Linked DNA regions of Homo sapiens: region 1 is linked to region 2. The links are chromatin loops, found by intact Hi-C in ENCODE. Cell type or tissue: K562. All regions are shown on one strand. Each heading gives the region's core, and the rest is flanking DNA. Links, peaks and the distances in the headings are about the cores only. Region 1 overlaps WNT16 (Wnt family member 16). Region 2 has its middle 10 kb from the start of ING3.

What was found. Peaks named below come from ENCODE experiments on the same cell type or tissue, not always from the same donor. Only the 100,000 strongest peaks of a DNase experiment are listed, where the experiment ranks them.
Region 1: a loop joins it to region 2, with 4 times the contacts of the local background. A loop is called at or near these places in 2 of 110 quality-filtered maps.

What each region holds. Positions count from the first base shown.
Region 1 is chr7:121,332,727-121,342,638 of GRCh38, reverse strand. It overlaps WNT16 (Wnt family member 16), which reads right to left. Exons shown (of 4, transcript NM_057168.2): 4 at 1,535-3,758. The coding sequence ends at 3,294. Among named protein-coding and RNA genes, the nearest start is that of WNT16, 8.7 kb to the right of the region's middle. In K562, for the core only: a CTCF peak has its summit at 5,010; a DNase peak (open chromatin) is centred at 5,008.
Region 2 is chr7:120,935,685-120,945,959 of GRCh38, reverse strand. No RefSeq gene overlaps it. Among named protein-coding and RNA genes, the nearest start is that of ING3, 10 kb to the left of the region's middle. In K562, for the core only: a CTCF peak has its summit at 4,687 (motif pointing right); no DNase peak of the experiment used is centred there.

The sequences.
Region 1 (9,912 bases), core at 1,913-9,912, 400 kb before region 2:
TCACGCTGTGTAATTTTAGTTCCAGGGAATCCCACTTCCACTTCCAGGGTCATGATGGCCTTAAGATGGTTCAATGTACCTATGGCTCACCCAAAACTCCCAATGGTCATGGTGATTTTTTCAGAGAGAGGCACATTTAATCAATTAGAACCACTGAGACTCAGAAGACCTTTGCTGAATCCTCTGAGAAAGAAAAGGTTTTCTTTCCATCTGTGTGAGCAAACCAGGAGAGAACCTCTCTTTCTTGAGGATGGGACCCCTCTTTCCTTAGAATGAGTGGCAGGTAGGAGAATGTGAGGTCTGGAAGCATGGCAGCCATGTTGCTAAGAAAAGTAGAGATCCCAGAGATGCTAGGGGTGGGAGACTTTGAAAGAGGTTAGGACACAGCACTGCATGAACCCTGAAGTAGAAGACTTGGCCAGTAGCCAGCCTAAAGTAATAGAGAGACCTGAGCCCAGGGAACATGGTGTGAGCTTGTGGATCAAGCTTCCCCTGAACCAGTCACAAGTTTGAAGTTTTTAGTTACTGAGTCAACATATTTAATGTTTAAATCAGTCTGGGTTGAGTTTTCCATTACTTGCAACATAAGGGGCCCTAATGAATGCAGGCAATGTGGTTTAGACTAGATAGGAGCCTTTGGGTCCCAGAATTGTGTTCCCAGGAGCACCATGGTGCTTCCTCTACCATGACTGGGAGTGGGATGGAAATGGGCTAAGGGCAGGCTGTCAGCCAATAAGAGAGATAGATAGGTGATGGCCAGGCGCGGTAGCTCACACCTGTAATCCCAACACTTTGGGAGGCCGAGGTGGGTGGATCACTTGAGGTCAAGAGTTTGAGACCAGCCTGGCCAACATGGTGAAACTCCGTCTCTACCAAAAATACAAAAATTAGCTAGTCATGGTGGCACATGCCTGTAATCCCAGCTACTTGGGAGGCTGAAGCGGGAGAATCATTTGAACCCAGAAGGCAGATGTTGCAGTGAGCCGAGATCGGGTCACTGCACTCCAGCCTGGGCAACAGAGTGAGACTGTCTTAAAAAAAAAAAAAAAAAGTGAGAAACTTAAGGATGGCTTCCATGGTGATACCAAAGGTGAGAAGAAAAGAAGAACCCAAAGACACAGGTTTGGAGTTAGGAGGAGTTTTTGCTTAGGCATCCCAGAGAGAGGTGCCTGAGTTAGCATCACTGTTTTAAAGGAATGGCTGAACAGTAATCAAGTCTTTGTAAATTAGAGGCTGCCTGATTCTCACAGTCAGTTGATAAGGTAATTATGAAAGGTTTTCTAATTAATAGAAGAAATTGGTTGTTAATAGACACTACAGTCTTTCTGTTTTTTAAAAATGGGTGATTATGTTCAAAGAAGACAAAATAGATTTACTTTGAAAAAAATAGGCAGGAGAGAGTGTATATTTTCAGATTATTCTGTTCAAGGGATGCTAAAGACTGGAAAACCACTTTTAAATATGCACTATATTCATATATTTGCCATTTCTGTGTCTCTCATTTAGTAAATAATAACTTTGTCAAACTTTACAATCACAGTTAAATGCTTAGTCTTGATTTTAATATTAGATCTGAGACATTTTCCATGGGTTTGCTCTTTTTCAAAAATTGTTTCTCTGCCTCAGTGAATAAAATTAAAGAGAAATAGAATGAAGACTGTGGGGCAGGGAAACATTTCTTTATCTTATTAATAAGAAAATGAATATTCTCTTTGTCCATTCTGAATTTTAAAAATCTATTTTTTTCTATATAATACTGAAATATTTAACAATTCATAAAAAACATAAGCATTTACATTAAAATACATCCTTAAATAGAGCCCTGTAATTTTTACCAGGAACCTTGTAAAATATGATGAATATACATGCATGAATATTAAAAACAAGAAAGACCACTTAACATTCAAATAGAAATGCAGCATTACATAAAATATAATAAATATCCAGGATATCAAATCCACAAATTGATCACTATTCTGATTTAGATTCTTTTTTCCAGTTAAGACTTTTACTAATATAATTTATTATAATAACCTTATGAGTTAAGCATAACTAATGTGAAAAGAGAATTCAATTAATCTTACTGCTGAAATAACACAAATTTTTGATATTTTGCAACATATTTTAATCTATAACATATAAAACTGTCATTTTAGCAAGAAATACACATCCATATAACTAACTGCTAAGTTAAATTCTCTTCGATGTCCAAAAAAATAGCATTAATAGTATGAAAAAAAATAAGCTAATATTATTTATGAGATAATTTTACTGCCTTAGCTCTTAGGCTTTGTCAATAAATGTTTTAATATAAATCATATAACTTAAGTACTGTATTTACAAAATAGAAACTTTTTAAACAAAATTCTTTACAAAACACTGTCTTTACACATTTAAAGGGTGCTTTTCTTTACAATGTATGAAATTATATTTTTACCTCCACTGTTTACCTCTCCTTTTCCCGCATGTTTCAGGATCCTCCCCCCAGTATCTCAGAGGTGGGTTTTTAACAGTTGAAACTGATCTGTGATAAAAGTATGAATCTAAAGATCAAAGATTGCTATATACCTTATGGAGGTTTTTCCAGATTCTCCCAGTGAAAAGGCACTTAAAATCTAAATCATTCATTATACTTTTTACATATTGATTCTTTGTCACTAAACATCTGTAATGATCATTTTTTTAGGGATATTATATCACTTAAGAAGATTCTTTTTGATTACCTTTCTTTGGAAGTACATGAAAGGGTAAGTCAGCACCCAATGCTTATGTTAACTTTTCAACATCTTCTATCCACACACAAACAGTATAATTTCTTCAGTTAAAATACTGAGAGAATAAATGAGATTCATGTTAATGTCTCCTTATTGCTATAAGAGGTGTCTTTTAAAAATGACTAATGTTCACCCACCATTATTGAGTCCTGTAACTAAGTTCCATATTCAAGGATCTTATCCTGAGTATGGCAGGCCTCCTGGCATAAGGGATCTTTCCTGTTATTTCTTGCTTAGGAAACAGATTATCTTCCTTGTATGTCAATATATATTCCCCAAATCATCAAAAGGTGAATATAAACCTTTTCAACATTAGAATCCCAAGAAATCCACATGATTGATGGGTTGATCAGATAAAGGAAAATATGTCGATCAGGTAAGGGAAACTCTCAGGTCCAAGGTTCTAGGGATTCCACTGCAAGAGTCAACTTTACTAGCGCTGCACAGGGATGGGCACCTCTCTGGTTGCAATGCCATTGTATATTGCTGAGGCATCTTGCCCAAGGCTGGATGGAGTGGTTACTTGCAAGTGTGGACATCAGTCATGCTTTCACACCTCCTGCAACGGACATAGCAGCACCAGATGAACTTACACTCACACCTCTCCACGTGCCTGACCACATGGGTGTTGTAACCTCGGCCACAGCAGAGGAGGTTGCAGCCATCTGCACCCTCTGATGTACGGTTGCATTCTCTGCCTTGTGTCCCTGGGATTCCCAGTTTCTTATCTTCTACACAGTAGTTGGGAGACTTATTAACATAGAGCAGATCATCCTTATGGATTGGTATTTTCCTCTGATCTTTTTCTCTCCTGCGCATTTTCCTCTTTGTTTTGTCTGATATCTGGATACTGTTTTCATATTTATCCTTCAACAAATGGCCAATCTTTTCAAAAGAAGACATGGTTTTCCAGCATGTTTTCACAGCACAGGAGCCGGAAACTCCGTGGCAGCGGCAGTCTACTGACATCAACTTGGCGACAGCCTGAAACCAACAGTAATTGTGTTCAACTATCAATCATAAAGTGTTTTACTCAACAACAGAAGCACAGTTAATCTAATCAATTAACTTTCTGGGTCTATTTCCTCTTGAATAAAAATGATGGTTTTGAACGTAAATAATCTTTAAAATTGCGTAGGCTTCAAATGTTTCGTCCTTTGGTTTTTGTCCCAAATGTTTTGTCCAAATTTCTTGACCCTTCAGAGCAAAGCTTTCCAAGCTGTACTTAAAGTAGTGGACCAGACTAATATTATTGGAGATTATCTGCGATAACAAAAGGAAATTACTTCTATTTCTAATCCCCGGTCTAATTTTGAATGTGGTAGGATGCTTATGCATGCCTGTATGTTCCTGATACCATTCAACACCTCGTTACTCAGAATACAGCTCAGGGACCAGCAACACCAGCATCACTTGTGAGATATGCAGACTCTCAGGCCCCACTCCAGACCTACAGAACCAAAAGCTGCATTTTTAACAAGATTGTCATTAAAATTTGAGAAGCACTGAGAGAGAAGTTACCCTTAGCTCTCATGGTGCATAGAAACATCATGGAACTTTACAAATAACCAATGCTCAAACCTCTCAGATTCTGATTTCACTGGTCGGGCAGGGGGTGGGGTGTCCAGGCCATGGTACTTTCACAAAGCCGCTGAGATTATTTTAATGAGCATCCAGGGATGAGACGTATTGATTCAATTGAGAGTTCTCAAGTTTGATCACTATAAAAGTCAGTCACATACAAAGGGAGGGGTGGAGGTGGTGAACTATGCTATCCCCTGGTTCCAGGCCACATGAGAAACTATGACAAATCTGGTTTAGTTGGTCAAAAGGAGAAGGGGCTACAGTATGGTGGCTCCCCCCAGCAAATTCTCCTTTTCTGGAAAATTAATTCAAAACACATGCCCTATCCTTGATGAATCAGTAGCATTATCCTAGCATGGAAAATACAAAGGGGATAATGTTTATGTAATTTTTTCAATTCTAAGTGCTAAGTTCAGTTTAAACAGACTAAGAAGTTAAATGAAACTACATATATTTGTAATAGTCCACTGCCTGACACACACTAAGGTCTAAATAAAAGCCCCTTTCTCTGAAAAAGAAGGTACAGTTAGAGTTGAGATAAACATTTCCAGTAAGGCTAGGGGTGCAAAAACAATATAGAGATTTCAAAAGTTTAGGGCTCTAATCTCTTACATACCAGGCTAGCCAGCATAGCTTCCTTCAATCCCCAGACGATGGCAGAACAGATTAATAAATCGTCAGGGCTAGCTGTGGAGTTGACGTTCTGTCAACATGCTGGGTAAAATGAAAGATGGATCCATCCATTCAATAACTTGGAAATTATGTGTGTAATCTCACCAAAGAAAGGAAAAACCTCACAGTTTAAATTCCACTTACAATTCTTATGAAAACAATAAAATGACAGGGGTCTACACTTTGCTGTTTTGTACCAAACCTGACATTGACACGTTTGCAGAATGTTATGTTTTCAAACAAATTTTAAAAATGTCTGAACTATCTAATGAGACAATATTGCACACAAATAATAACATTTGCAACCTTAAATAAGAGCATATGGTATTGATTTATGCAATGCTTGATATTTCTTAGTAGTGCATATGGCACATTTGCTTTTTTTGAATTCACAAAACTAAGAAACTAATAGATGTATCTATTTCTTCTTAACCCAGGGCAAAAGGTGTCCTGCGATTATATGACAGCAATTTATAAAGTATGTCACAGAAGCTTATTTCTTTAAATTTATGGCATTTCATATTCACAAAACCCTCAATTCTTTAAAACATTTCCAGGCAAATAAATGTGATCTGCCTACTTTGTTCAAATTTTAAGCTCCCAAAGTTTACGAGAAAAAGCTCAATCAGTGCTGGGTAATAACAAAACATAACTGTCCAAAGAACACTAAAAACATAACAATGTATGTTTCCATGTTTAAGCTGATCAGCCTTCTTTACAGTCATCACTTAGTGACTTAAAGCTGTTTCTCCCCTGGATCATGACTGAGGAGCCGATTTTTTCTTTTATTAGTCACTTCAGACATCATGTAAGATGTTGCCAATTTGCACAGCATGAGGGACAAAGTAGACGCTCATCAAATACTTATTGAGTAATTGGTCCAGCTCACTTGAACACTTTTATCTCATCCTCTGTTGGTAAACTGAATCAAGAGGGAGTAATAAAAACCACCTTCTTAAACACATGTCACTGCTAAGAGGTTAATGGTATTGTTTTGAGCCGGCTGGGCTCTCTCTTTCAACTCCTCAGTTTTAGCCCCGTCCACAATAGTGTTACTCTATGAAAGTTATGCACTACAACACGATGAAGGATAAAAAGAGAGACTGATTTTCAAATTCAATTACATCACCTGCTGAATTTGTATTGAAATTATAGAAAGATTTCCCTCCTAGAAAATTAGCCCTTTTGAATACATACATGGAATTTATAATTTTTCAGTGATGACAATTTAAACTTTGAATTGTAAGTGTCCCTAACAATAAACATAATAAAAGAAATAATATCTTTATTATATATGATACATATTATTTTTGTATCCTCGAACATCTATAGAGGTATATACATATTCTTAGAATATCTATGGGCATATATACACACATATATATGCATATATATACTGTATTCTAGGACAGAAAGATAAATGAACTTCAAGGAAAAAAATATCAATAACCTGACCTGGAATTTCAAAGATTATACCCCCATAATATTCCAAGGAAAGAACTTGGACAATCTGGAATTAGAATAAAGCAGTGTAATCACCACTCAGGACTGATGAAATGCAAAATTCAAGGACAGATACACACACACACACACACACACACACACACACACACACACACACAAAGTTTAATTCTACAGAATTAGAATTCTGCTTCTCAGAGCATATTTTAATAAATATTTTACCTGATTTAGTTTTAGAGGAAGATATTTGTTGCACATAATAGCTAGTTAATAAGCAGGTACTTATGATTTCAATTTTACAGAAAAATAAAGTCTGATTAAGACGTTTATCTTACATAAGGAAAGCTGGTGATAAATAATATAAGGTATTTATATGCAGCAGGATAATTTTAGTAGAATAGGGAAAAATAAAAGTGGAAAATGCAAGTATATTTAAGGAAATTGCATGAACACTCCCCCAGAAAGTGTATTCTGGAGATTTTCCTCCAGGATTCTTAATTAATGTTAAATAGCCATTGTGAATTACAGCAATATCACCATAATTTTCTGTTAACAGGAACATAAGAGAATAGCAAAGGAATGAGTGCTGTGTGGTTATGAGAAAATTCCTTTCTCTACTCTAGTTGAGTTGTTAAGGTTTATAACGATATTAACAGAGGAATGTTTTGTTAACTATTGCAAACAGATGTGCACATTTTGGTGGAATATTTTTAAACTATGTCAGAGCAATCAGGAGGGTAGCATTTAATCTACTGGATTCCTTGTGTAAATTTTGGTTTGATAAATTTCTAATGAAGTGAAATAGGAAAGATGCATCATTAATACTTAATGTAAACATAGAAACCGCTTGAGAAGTGGTTTAAGAACTGATTGGTTCCACAATTTTGACTCAGAGGTAATGTGGCAGTTGGCGATTGTTTTTCAGTAAATTACGTTGTCCGAATTTTACAAAAATGGCCAGAAAATTGTTGTGGAACGTTTTGTGACTAACATTTCATTTTCTCAACTATCAGATGATCTAAGTTTTTATAAAAACTGCGACACGAGGTTGGATGGGTGTATGTAGGATTCCTGTTCCTCTGACCCGTTTTGTCCCTTTCTGTCCAAAAATATATTCGAACCTACTGAAAAGCAAAACACTATGTGTTGTTCAACTACTTATAAATATTCTTGGAATAGGTCAATGAAAATTTGGGATTGAGCCCTTCCCACTTTGTTGAGTTACTCATCATAAAACAAATTATGGGGTAGGGAAACTTAAAAGTTTGTGAGGTGGACATGGGAAGAATGGAAATATTTTAAGCACACCAAAAGAAATACCCATAAATATTCCAAGTCACATTATTCCCAGAAGTTCTGCCCCTGGAAGACATCACATCATTCCGTTAGCCAATCATCATTCGGCAACATTATTCTTGGAGTCATAAGTTTAGGAATGGTGTCAGAAACCAAGTGGGAATCAGAGTATTTAAGGTTAGCGGTTAGAAAATCATCTATCCTGCTCACAGTACTACTAAGCGCCAGTACCCACATTTCTCTGAACACTTTCCTACATTTTGAGTTTGTGATTTTGAGGCTAAGAAAATCAACTCAATTGAATACAGACCTGGATTTTATTCAGAAGAATATGCCTATTAGATTAAAATCCTAATTGCCAATGTTGAAAAAATTGAGTTGATTGCTCATCCATGTTAGATAATAACCAGGAAACCTCTTTTATGGTGTTGTTGGTTTTGTTTTTGTTTTTGTTTTTTTGCCAGCAACAGAAAGAAAAATACAAAACTCTGTTGAATTATAATACCTCAAGAGAAAATAAAAACAACAACAAAAACACCAGCATAGTACCTACCAAATAACCAGGAAAATGTTTTCTAATATTTTAAGATTTCATCTAAATGTGAAACAATGTGAACCAAAAATGAACAATGTGAAAAAAATGATTCAGGAGAGAAAACTCAGAGATTTACACAAAATGTACATATATGCATAAATTGAATTGTTTTCAAGCTAGTTAGAATAATAGCAAGAACCTAGGTAATGTTAGAAAATTATTTTTTGCCAATAAAAATGGATTTAAATTAATGGTGAATAGGAAGTATGTTTTTAATAAAATCAGGATATAAATAATAGTTTAAGATTAGCATTAACAGTTACAGAGAGGAACATTACTACCTAATTTGAAAAACACACAATATAAAATAAAACCAAATAGCTGCCGAATGTTACTAATAAAAATATATTTTAGAATGCTTTAGGGTTTTTTGTAAGTCCCAAGATGATTTTATTTAAGAGAATCAATCATAACGTGAGTTTTTGTGTTCTGAATTTCTAGTTTATTAAAAATCTCTACCAAATTTACTTAAAGAATGGCCAAAGAAGATTTAAGGTCTGTTGATAACAAACACTCGTTTATTTGTTTTCTTGTTTTAAAAATATATTAATTTGAATAATCTTATCTCTAGGTTTAACTCTAGAGTTTTAAGAACATATCCTAATTACATTTAACCTTTTCAAAATTAATATGCTAGAAATAATAAAAATTCCCTTATTGGATAATATTTAAATTGAAGCAACATCTCAGTCATTTATTTTTTTAAATGTAAAACCTTAAGAGGCATGTGCATGACTATGGTGTTGGGCAAGAGTTATTCTAGTGAAATAAAATAACTTTTACAATTTTATAAACAAAAATACAAAAAGCTTACATAGCTATTTACTGACATTCCTACTTTCTATTTTGCTATTTTGAATTAAATATTTAAATTGAATTAAAATTAAAATTTGAATTTGAAGTGTTACAGTGATATATTTACCGACTTTTCTGTTTTTGTATTTTAAATGGACAAAGTAAAGAAAACTGGGAGTAACTTGTAACTATTCTAAATGCGTTCCATTTATTCATTTTCCAAAAATGGAAAACAAACGCAACATATACTTTTAAGATTACTAAGAGATATTGCAATTTGTTTTATTTATTTCAAAAGAATGTGACAGATTGCAATGATTACTTTGGGACCTTTATAAGTTATTGAATATTTACAAGAATATATGATATGTGCTAATATTTCTGTCCTGAAAAAGTTTATTACAACATAGAAAATATATATTCATATAAAAGATTTAGACTTTTTTAGAAAAGTCACTATGAATTGCCAACTAAGTCAACTATGTTGTAGAATTCAAACTTTGTTGTGTCAATATTCACTAATGTGAATATGTATAAGTCAAATTTAGCTACAAGAATGATGCATTTTAAGAAAACAGTATAAAAATGTAGAATTCATAAAGGATGGTAATTACATAGCAATTCTTCAAATGTACCACCTCTGTATCTTTAAGATACTGATATTTTAAAATATCTATAGATTTAATATACCTATAGCTTCTTTATGCTTAGGAGTATTTATGAATTTTAAAAATT
Region 2 (10,275 bases), core at 667-8,666:
AAACAAGACAGTAAAAATTGGTCTGGTCTGGCAAAAGATGAGGGGCCCCCCAGAGAGGCAAATACAATAATATATAATAATATCCTTTAGGGATGTTCCTCGTCCTAGGACACAAAGAGGAGCAACTGTTGATGGTGAGCTCACATTGAAACATTGCAAAACACTGAAAGAAAAGAAGACGTGAATAAATTGTTGCAGATAGAATAAAAAGGAATTCTACAAATGTGAGTACTGGAAGTCATGACTGATGAAATTAACCCAGGATGTAGAACAAACAAGAAAAATAAAAATAAAAAATGTAACAATTGGAGAATCAATTTGAAATTTCCAATACCTGATTCAGAGGAGTTCCAGAAGGAGAGAATAGGAAAAAAAGTGGAGGCACACATGAGTACATATTCTAGGATGACATTTAGATGAAGTTTCTGAGTAGGTAAAAGTAATCTATGATGATAGAAATAGGAGAGTGGCCACCTCTAGGAAAAGTAGAGTGATTAACTCATCTTCGAGCCCTTGGCTGATAGGGATTGTTTCTTATGCACTGCTCTGTTACAAGCTTGCAGAAGACACTGAGTTCATATTTGTTGCATGAATAAGGAATGTAGGATTGGGTGGTTACGGGCTTTTTAATCATACCTGAGTTTGACTCCTGTCTCTGTTATTTACTCATATGACCTGAGCCAAGTTACTCAAAGTCCCTAAATTGTTTTTTCATTCATGAAATGAGAGTAAGAAAGGACACTTGCATTGTAGGATTGTGACAAGTCTCAAAGGAGACAGTGTTTAAGAGTACCTAGCGCAGTGTCCAGCACATAAATGTAATCAGGAAAAACATTATTTGTAGAATTGACAGTACAGAGATAAATGATCTGGTAAGTGCCATGCCAAGGGCACTGCAGTCGAAGCAGTCACCCCAGAGAAGGCAAATAAAGGGATGTATTGTCGTTAGAGGATTTAAAAACAATAATAAAACTGACTTTTACAGCCTGCTTTTTATTACCACCATGTGCCAGCAATTCTAAACAATGTCAGTGATGAAATATTTCTCCTGGAAAAAACATTCTGATAGTCTAAGGTCTAAACATTAGCTTCAGTTTTGGTGAAATTTTAATAAGTGAGACATTACGTAAATAGTTGATTAGAAATAAAAGACAAGATACACTTGAGTTCTTTCAGTTGTATATGATCACTTGGAGTTTTTATTTGTATTTTAAATTTAAAATAGTGAAACTGAACTGCTAGGTGTAGTATTTTTGGATTTTTTTGTTTACTAAATGCAAATTTTAGTTTAAATGTGAAACACATTACTGAATTGAATATTTTGAAAATGGAAATGTATTATTTTAGGATTGTTATTCTACTTGTTTTTTATTTAATTGCTATAACATTTTAATGTAGTGACTCATTAGTGTAACAGGCCATTGTTTCTTTCCAAAAAAATGCTTAAATCTAATTAAAAAGATTAATCATTACTTTTTTCTTCAATGCTATTAATTGTTAATTATTCACTACAAGGATGATTATATGATGAAGTTTGAGAAAAAGAAAATTTGCCTTTTCTGAATTTATTTTGTTCATTATCATTATTCATTTAATTTCATGATTATTTCTGAAAAATAATATTTTATAGAGGAGGGGCATATTAAAATTAAATGATTCAGGTGCAGGATATGCTAGGTAAGTATATTTAAATACTTCTTACAGGATAAATATATTTATACACAATGGCATAATTGTCTGTAACTATTTCCCCAGGTTTGATTTTGAAAGACTTAGGCTCTCTAGCATTCATTTTTGTGAGTCTGGTAATGTAAATATAAATTACCAAGCATCTTCTCTTTGTAACACAATATGAAAATATTTCAGTGACTATAAGGATTTTTTACACTGCTGGAAATGCTCCAGAGATTTTCCTTGTCTTCTCTCCAGTATCACACAGGTACTCTATGATACTGACAAGAAGTGGTGTTTGGAAAATTTTAGCTTTTTTCTTATTTTGATTTTTTACCTTGTCTTCAATGAATCCAAATAAGTAGAGTCTTAGGAATACTTATTTTGCTAGTAGGGTAAAAAGTATTTTTCTAAAGTAGGTTAAAGTATTCTTACCATTGAGGAAATAGAGTCTAGAAGTATGACAATATAGTGCTTTTTTACACTCTGTCCATGAATATCTTATGAGACTTACTACATTGTAGTCTACAGCCTGCATTTCCAACTAATTTGGAATTTTTCAAGGGCAGAGACCATGTTTTATTCATCTGTTGATCCACAGATCTGGCAGGTAATATGAGTTCAATAAAGATGTGATGAATTATTGAATGAACGAATGCATGAGTATTAAGCACTAGTTCATAAGATTCCAAGTTCAGAATAGAGAGGGCAACATAAAGTTGTCATGATTGTTAACCATTAAGCTCTGTGAAGAAAATGGGATTCCAATTGTCATCCAAGTAGCTGGACTGGAATGCTGAGAAGAATATTCTAAATAGAATTCTTTGAAGAATTCTCAAATACAGAAGTAGGTCAACCCCCTTCACAGTGATTTTTAATTAGGCTAACCTAAAAGGATAGGCAGAGGGAAAATGAAAGTAATATGGTAATTCATGAAGCTCTTTATTTTTTAAAAAACTCTTTGAAGTTGTAAATATTAACATAGCCTAATAAATAAGACATCTAGGGAATTTGAGAAATAATATTACTACAGTCTATTTCAGTAAATGCTTACTGAACAACAAATACCAATAATACAAAACATGACCAAGACACAGTCCCTGTTCTTGCAGAACATATAACATTTTAGGACAAATAGATGGTTCAGGAAATGATTTAAACATAATGTAATAGATGCTATGATATGGTGAAATTTTGAGGAAGGGACTAGATGATTCATCAAGAGGAATTTACATAAATTTTATTGAGATATGGTAGAGTTTTTTTAATGGATAATGACCATATTGATTTAGCAAAGGGAAAAAGTGATAGAGACCAATATAAAGATGCAATACATAAAATATCTACAGGTCAGACTTTGTAGTCATTAAATACCATGTTTTTGATTACTAACTATATGTTAATATGCGGTATGCACAGGGATGCTAATCAGAATATTTACACTGGTACAACCCTAACCAGTTGTTAAAATGTTGAGATGCTTCTAAATAGCAGCTGCTCTGAGCCACTGCAGTGTCTCATATCACCCTGTCTGCGCTGACCCTTCCTATGAGACTTTCTGGGCCTCTCATTATGTAGCTCCCATGGAGTTAAAACATGGCACCCCAGAACTTTGCATCAATAAGGCCAGCCTCTGCTATATGATTTGCTAATTATTTTGGATATCATTCCTGGATACATTATGAAGTGAAACATACATTATGTCACAACACTGTGTGACATATGATAGTACTTTTGAAAAAAAAAGGTATATGTGGATAGATAGATACATGAGACATATTTATAATTTAGGCTTCATCTACATTTTAGAAGTTAACAATAGTTATTTCTGAATGATGGTGGAATTTTAGGTGATTGTATTTTATCTACTTCTATATTTTTCAAACTTTAAAATTGTTTTATAATCAGAAATATATTGTACGCACACAAACACGAAATGAAAGCAATGGGATTGACAACCTATGTGGTGTTTTGTGTCTTGAAATTTTTTTAAGTTCTAAAAAAATTGGTCCAATATTTTGCAACTATTCTTAAAACTATTTTATTCTCAAAAGACTTTCATGCTGGGTTAATATTGCTGTCAGGGTCCAGATGGTGTCCAAGTGTCAAAATAGGAAGCCAAGTCATTAAGCAAATGAAGCATTTAGGATTCTGAGTCCTATTACCGGCCTTGGGTCAGACGCATAAAGGTCAGGGATCTGGGGGAAGCAGATACACAAATAGGAAATGAGGTTAAAAACATGTGGAGGAAAGAATTAGTTGCCAAGACAAATCCTGGAACATGGGGCAACATTCAGAATGCTAGGTTAAGGTCATCTGAGGTAGCAGAAATAGCGTAATTCAGGTTTTGGAATTAAGTAATTGTAGAGACAGGAGTCTGTTTTGGATGCCAGGTGAAGTCCTGTTTGTTGCACATAATCACCCTGGGATGATTGTGTGATGATGGCAGGAGAAGATGTTACTAAGAGGATAGCACCATCAGTGTTTTGGTATCATTTGAGTAGCTTAGTCATCTAGTTCAACATGTGAGGGTGTGTTTTCAGAACTAAATTGATGGAGTAAACAAGTAATTCTGTGTGCCATCCAGGTATAGCTTATAAGTGGATCCATGGGAACAGATAACATTGTTTGATGCCTAGGGCTTTGATTTGTAATGAAACCGAATTACAGATAGAACTGCTAACCTATAGATCAGTGGTTCTCAACCAGGAGTGATTTTGCCCTTCAGTGGATATTTGGCAATGTCTGGAGACATTTTAGTTGTCATAACTTGGGGAAGTACTACTGGCATCTTGTAAGTAGAGGCCAGAGATGCTGCCAAAATGTCTTACAATACACAGTACAGCCACCTGCAACAAATAATTATCAGGACCCAGAATGTCAATAATAATGAGATTAAGAAACTCTGCTGCAGATTGATATTATAGCTGAAGAATACTCAACATTCTTGGGTTAGTGTTCCGTGCCTATCAGTCACATTGTCATTTCCTTAATCAATGTTGGTTTGAGAAAATTGTACAGTAGAGGGCAGTGATAAACAAATTTTTGTGTTATATTATCATTTGTCCTCCATAGATTTTTTTTCCCTTTTTCTACTTCTCCAATTTCTAAAACAAAAATAATAGTAGATGCAAAACAATAAAACAAAATAATTTTGTATGTTTTAGGAAAAAACACATTTTATGCAAAGATGTATTAAAGATTTTAAAATACAAGTTCCACAGATACAGGAACCATGACTTTTTTACCTTCTTAAGGTATATCCTGAGTACTGATATCTCCGATGTTTTACTGTTTTTTTTGAAAGAAAAAAAACCAATTGTATATAAATATTGAGAAAGTAAAATATATCACCTAATACTAATGTATAGTTGATCATAGTTTTATTAGTAGCCTGTTCTAGTATTTTATTATCTTTATTTTTGTACTGCTGAGCCCAATACTCTTTACTATAATCATATGTTCTTTTGTAGTTGATTTTGTGAAAGTCAGAGGCATTTATTCTCCTTATATTAGTACTCTGTGTGCTTAAAGAACTTTTAAAGTGCATACTTAGTCTTTTTTCCAACTTATAAACTCATCAGAAAAAACAAAAAGTCAAAGGTAGTTTGATAGGCCATTTTAAAAAATTCAGTACTATTACCCTTACTCTTGGTTTATAAAAATATTATATTTATAGTAACAAATATCATGGTAAAAGACCAGTAATCTGAAATACTTATATTCTAAGTGGTCATTTAATTGTCCCCCCAATTTTATTATAAAATTAAGAATTGACAGATGATAGATATTTTTTCAGAGTAGTACATGAATGTAGTAACAAAGTAATAGTGTAAAAGAGCTTGTGGTAAAATGCAGCAGACTCCTGCCCTATTCGTCCTCATCTCCCTTCCGTTCCCTGGAGGTAATTACTATTTCTGTTTTACATTCTTCTGACAGTTGCCTTCAGAAGTCAAAATTATATGTTTATAACGTTCTTAATTTGTTAATTGTAGATGAGATACATTGCTTCTTCTATGATTTGTTATTTTATTGGTTACAATTTTAATGTTAATTATGTATGTATAATCCTACTACTAACTCTAACACAACACTAACTCCATGATTTTGAGACAGGCTCTCTTGACTCCTCCTCAGAAGATAAAGTTATTAGAGCGCCTAACTTTTGTCCTATCTTTATCTCCTCCCATTCAATTTTCTACCTCCTTTAACTATCCTTTTACATTGTCATGTTTGCTAATATGTTCTGCTCTGTAACAAGATTACCCTGGAGTCTTTATTGGGATGTCTATAGGATAACTCTAAAAGGTTAGAAATAAGTAACATTTATATCACTATGACTATATAATTTTTTTAATACTAAGGCAAAGAACCATTTCTTCTGGGGGTTTAATATTACAACTGTGGGGCAATTGAAGAAAAATGTTTTCAACACCGTTTTATGACACTCCATCACATGCTCAAAATCATGCCACTTTTTACTTTGTTTTATATTGGGACCATTAATTATTACTCATTTTCCCTCTGTTTTTGTAGTTTGTAATTTCTCTGTTTTTCTTTTGTTACATCCTCAGCTACCTTGTAATTCTCAATCATGCCATCTACTCCATTGTCTCCAAGAAAAAAAAATAAGTAATTGGTGTTGAATTTTGTCAGATGCTTTATCTAAATTTCATATATCGCATATGATTTTTCTCCTTTATTCGGATTAGGTGGTAAATTTTATTGATTGATTTTTGATGACTAAACCAATTTTGCGTTTCTGGGGGTAAACCCCACTTGGTTATACTATAGCAATACTTTTTATATACTAATGGATTTGAATTGCCAATATTTTGAGAATTTTTTGTGTCTGTGCTCATGAGGATTATTGATTATTGGCTGGTAGTTTTCTTTTCTAGTCTTTGCCTTCTCTGATTTAGGTATCAGTTATGTTGTCCTCAAGTGTGAAGGCTGTGAAGAATTAAAGATCAGGTGTTTGCTTTTAACATTGTGCTGGATAAGTTAAAAAATAACGGTGGAAAACTAAACTATTTTCTCAATGCATTCCCCAAATTTTTGTCTGACTGTGACAAAAAAAAATAATAATGTGTTGCAACCAGTAAACTTCAAACTAGATCCTATCGGTTGTAGGATTGTAGCATCAGAAAAATTCACAGCCCTACCATATCTCTTGTGTGAACACAATGCTTTTTTTTTCCATGAAAGTTTAGGACATGAAGAACAGAAATGTGGTCCTGTGAGAGGTTTTGGACAACTCAGAGACCCCAAATCTTCAAATATTTCTGAGCTTACACTGCCATAAAAATAAAAACACCTCTTTTTTTTTTTTTTTTTTTTTTTTTTTTAGAGAAGGCCAAATACAAAGTCAAACTTAAGATGAAAAGGTTAATGCACCCACATATGCAAGATTTTCTAACTTATATCAGCAAATAATAGGGAGAATGGAATTGTAAATGCATTGTGAAGATGCTCAACTAAGACAAGAGAAACAAGTTTAGGTTGGGCTGAATTTTTCCACGTGGGGGCATATGCCAGTGAATCTGGTTCTTGTAGGCTTAAGCAGTTGGAAGCAGTTCTGTTTGACTAGTTGACTAAATAAGTATTTAACGGTGGCCTGTATTTAATGGATTGAGGTGCCAAAAATTCCTTGGAGAGATGAACCCAAGACTTAGGGAGATAGGAAGCTTGGAATGAATTTATAAAATACTCTTCTTTCACCCTCCTCCTAATCACATCTGCTGAGTATGTCTGAAGACTTTCCCTTTATCAAGACACTGGGAAATGTATTTTGAGCACATCAGTAACTTTAAAAAATGTTCTAGGGGAACAACATTCTTTGTAGGCTAAGGAAGCTGGTAGAAGATGCTGCAGTTGGTATGAACTCTTTGATTGCAGCAGGGATGCTAGGATCCAAGATAGCATGGGCCAAATAGCCACATTTAACTACCGGGGCGAAGTGGGCTTAGTCCTCTTAATATCTCCATGGCCTGAGTGGTAATCTGAATGATCTGACCTTCAGTAATGTTCAGGGATTGATGGCTGAATGTTAATCAGGTTCATATAAATTAGTAGATGGACAACACACTAAGGCTGTCTTTATTCTCTCTAACCAAAAACTCGAGGTCTGGGGAGAACAGGATCTTAATTGGAACCACCATATTAGAATCTGAGACCTGAATTAGTTTATACATCTAGATTCCCTTTAATGATGGGGAGATTGATGCACTTGAAAAGGGACCTTGCATCATTGTAAGGCCATGCCATTAATTTTTTTTTCTAGCCTTCTCCAAAGACACAATTTACACTTAGGTGAAATATACCTACCTTTTCTGAGACTATTGGATACTGCTCTTAACTAATTGTTGCTTCCTGAGTACAAAGAATTCTACAGTTCACAGATGAATGTAGGTAGTTCTAGGATTCATGTGAGTAATGTAGTTTTCAAGGAACTCTGCCTCATAGTACACCTACTACTCCTCTGAACTCAGTCTTTGATAATTCATCAGTTCCTTAATGTAATGTTGAAATAGCTATTCACATACTGCGCAATTGGGAGAATCTCTGCTTTGAAACAATACTAGGAAAGGGCCAGTGGAAATTACTTTATCCTTCGAGCACTATCCAATTCTCAAGTGATAACACATTTCAGGAATACCAGAGAGATCAGTGCCACCATTAAACCTTGAAGACATCTGTCTAGTCCACACTGGACAAATCTACCATAATCTGTCTGTATGATTGTAGCAGTGTGCTACCTGGCCTTCCTGCCTCCCTCTTCCCCTTCCTCTTTACTATCCATTCTCTACATGAGTAGCACATAGTTATCCTCCTAAAAGGTATGTCAAATGACCTTTCTCCTCTCCTCACAACCCTCCAATGGTTTACCGTTTAAGTCACAGCAAAAGCCACGGTCCTTACAATGGCCCACAAGGCCCCAAATGACCTGACTTCCTGTCATCTCTCTGTTGTCATTTTCTTCTACTCCACCTCATTCACTGCACTATAGCCATGACAACCTCCTGACTCTTCCTTGAACACACCAGGCAGGTGTCTACCTAAGGACCTTTCTGTCAGCTGTTTCCTCCAGATATGTCTGCATGACTTGCTTCCTCCACTACAACTCTGTTGATATCAGTCAAATTACGTCCTTCTAAGTAAGATTTTCTCTAGCAACCCTATTTAAAATTTCAACATCCCCCCAATTCCTTGCCCAACCAAGTACTCCTGCTCTTTTCTTTATTACAGTCACTTAATGATGAGGAGACGTACTGAGAAATGAATTGTTAGGCGATTTTGTCATTGTGTGAACATCAGAATGTACTTATGCAAACATAGTTGATATAGCCTACTACACACTCAGGCTGTTCAGTATGTAGCCTATTGCTTCTATAGCATGTTACTGAACTGCATACTATAGGAAATTGTAATACAAATAACTAAGCAATAGGAATTTTTAGCTCCATTGTAACTATGAGACCACCATCGCATATGTGGTCTGTCATTGACCAAAATGCCATTATGTGGTCCATGATTTTATATATATATATATAATTTATTTGTAAGATAATAAGATTATATATGGTAAACATATTCATATATTTTATGTATAGAAAAATATACATATAAGATACAGATCTTATTTATATATAGCTATATCTTATACAACATATAAGATTAGACATATATCTTATTGATTTGTATTTTTGTCTTTTGCTCACTAGAATGTGAACTCCATGAGGACAGGGATTTTTATTTTATTAACTGTTGTACATAATTACTGAGAAGTGTATCTGGCATATATTAATAGCTCCATAATTATTTATTATGGAATAACGAGAAGCTTAGTGGTTCTGATATTTGTTCCATTGCCATTGAGCATAAGACATCTTTGCAAGAATGAAAGCAGACTTTCAAAGTTAAATTGTATGGTGATGCAAATTGCTACTATTGTTTCAGATGTGGTCTATTTATAGGAGCAAGTCAGCCCATACTCTGGGACCTGGTATGCAACTATTTATCTATGAAATGTTATTTTTTTTCTATATCCCAATAAGCCAGAACAGTGAAAAAAGGTGTCTTTCATCTAGAAGGGACAGCAGTGCACCTTTACTATCTTGCTTCCGCTCCATGCCATAGTTTAATCCCTCAGGACCTTGATCATTTCAGCGTTTTACTGGACATTACGCTGGCTCACTATATGGTAAAATAATGCTTCCAGGAGTGGATATAAAGAAGTTACAGATGTGAGTCTTTGTATATCAGACAACTTTGGTGAATTCTATCAGAGTTTCTGGCATCTGTTTATTTTTCCAAACTGCCTGAGATTTAACTGACATCACTTAGGCACAATCAGAGGGATGCCTTGTACCCTTGTCACACAGTGGGCTTCTTCCACTTTGTATCATGCAGTTCTGACCTCCAGCCTGTGCTTCATGTCTCCTACCTCCTGCTTCTGCTACATGATCACATCTATGCATGCACACCCTGCAGAAAAGTTAACACACTGTAGGGAAAATCTTTGACCACTGGAGAGTGGCAACCAATGAGTTTCTCCACCTCCCAGCCTACCCAGTGATTATCCAGAAATGTGCTCTAGATATA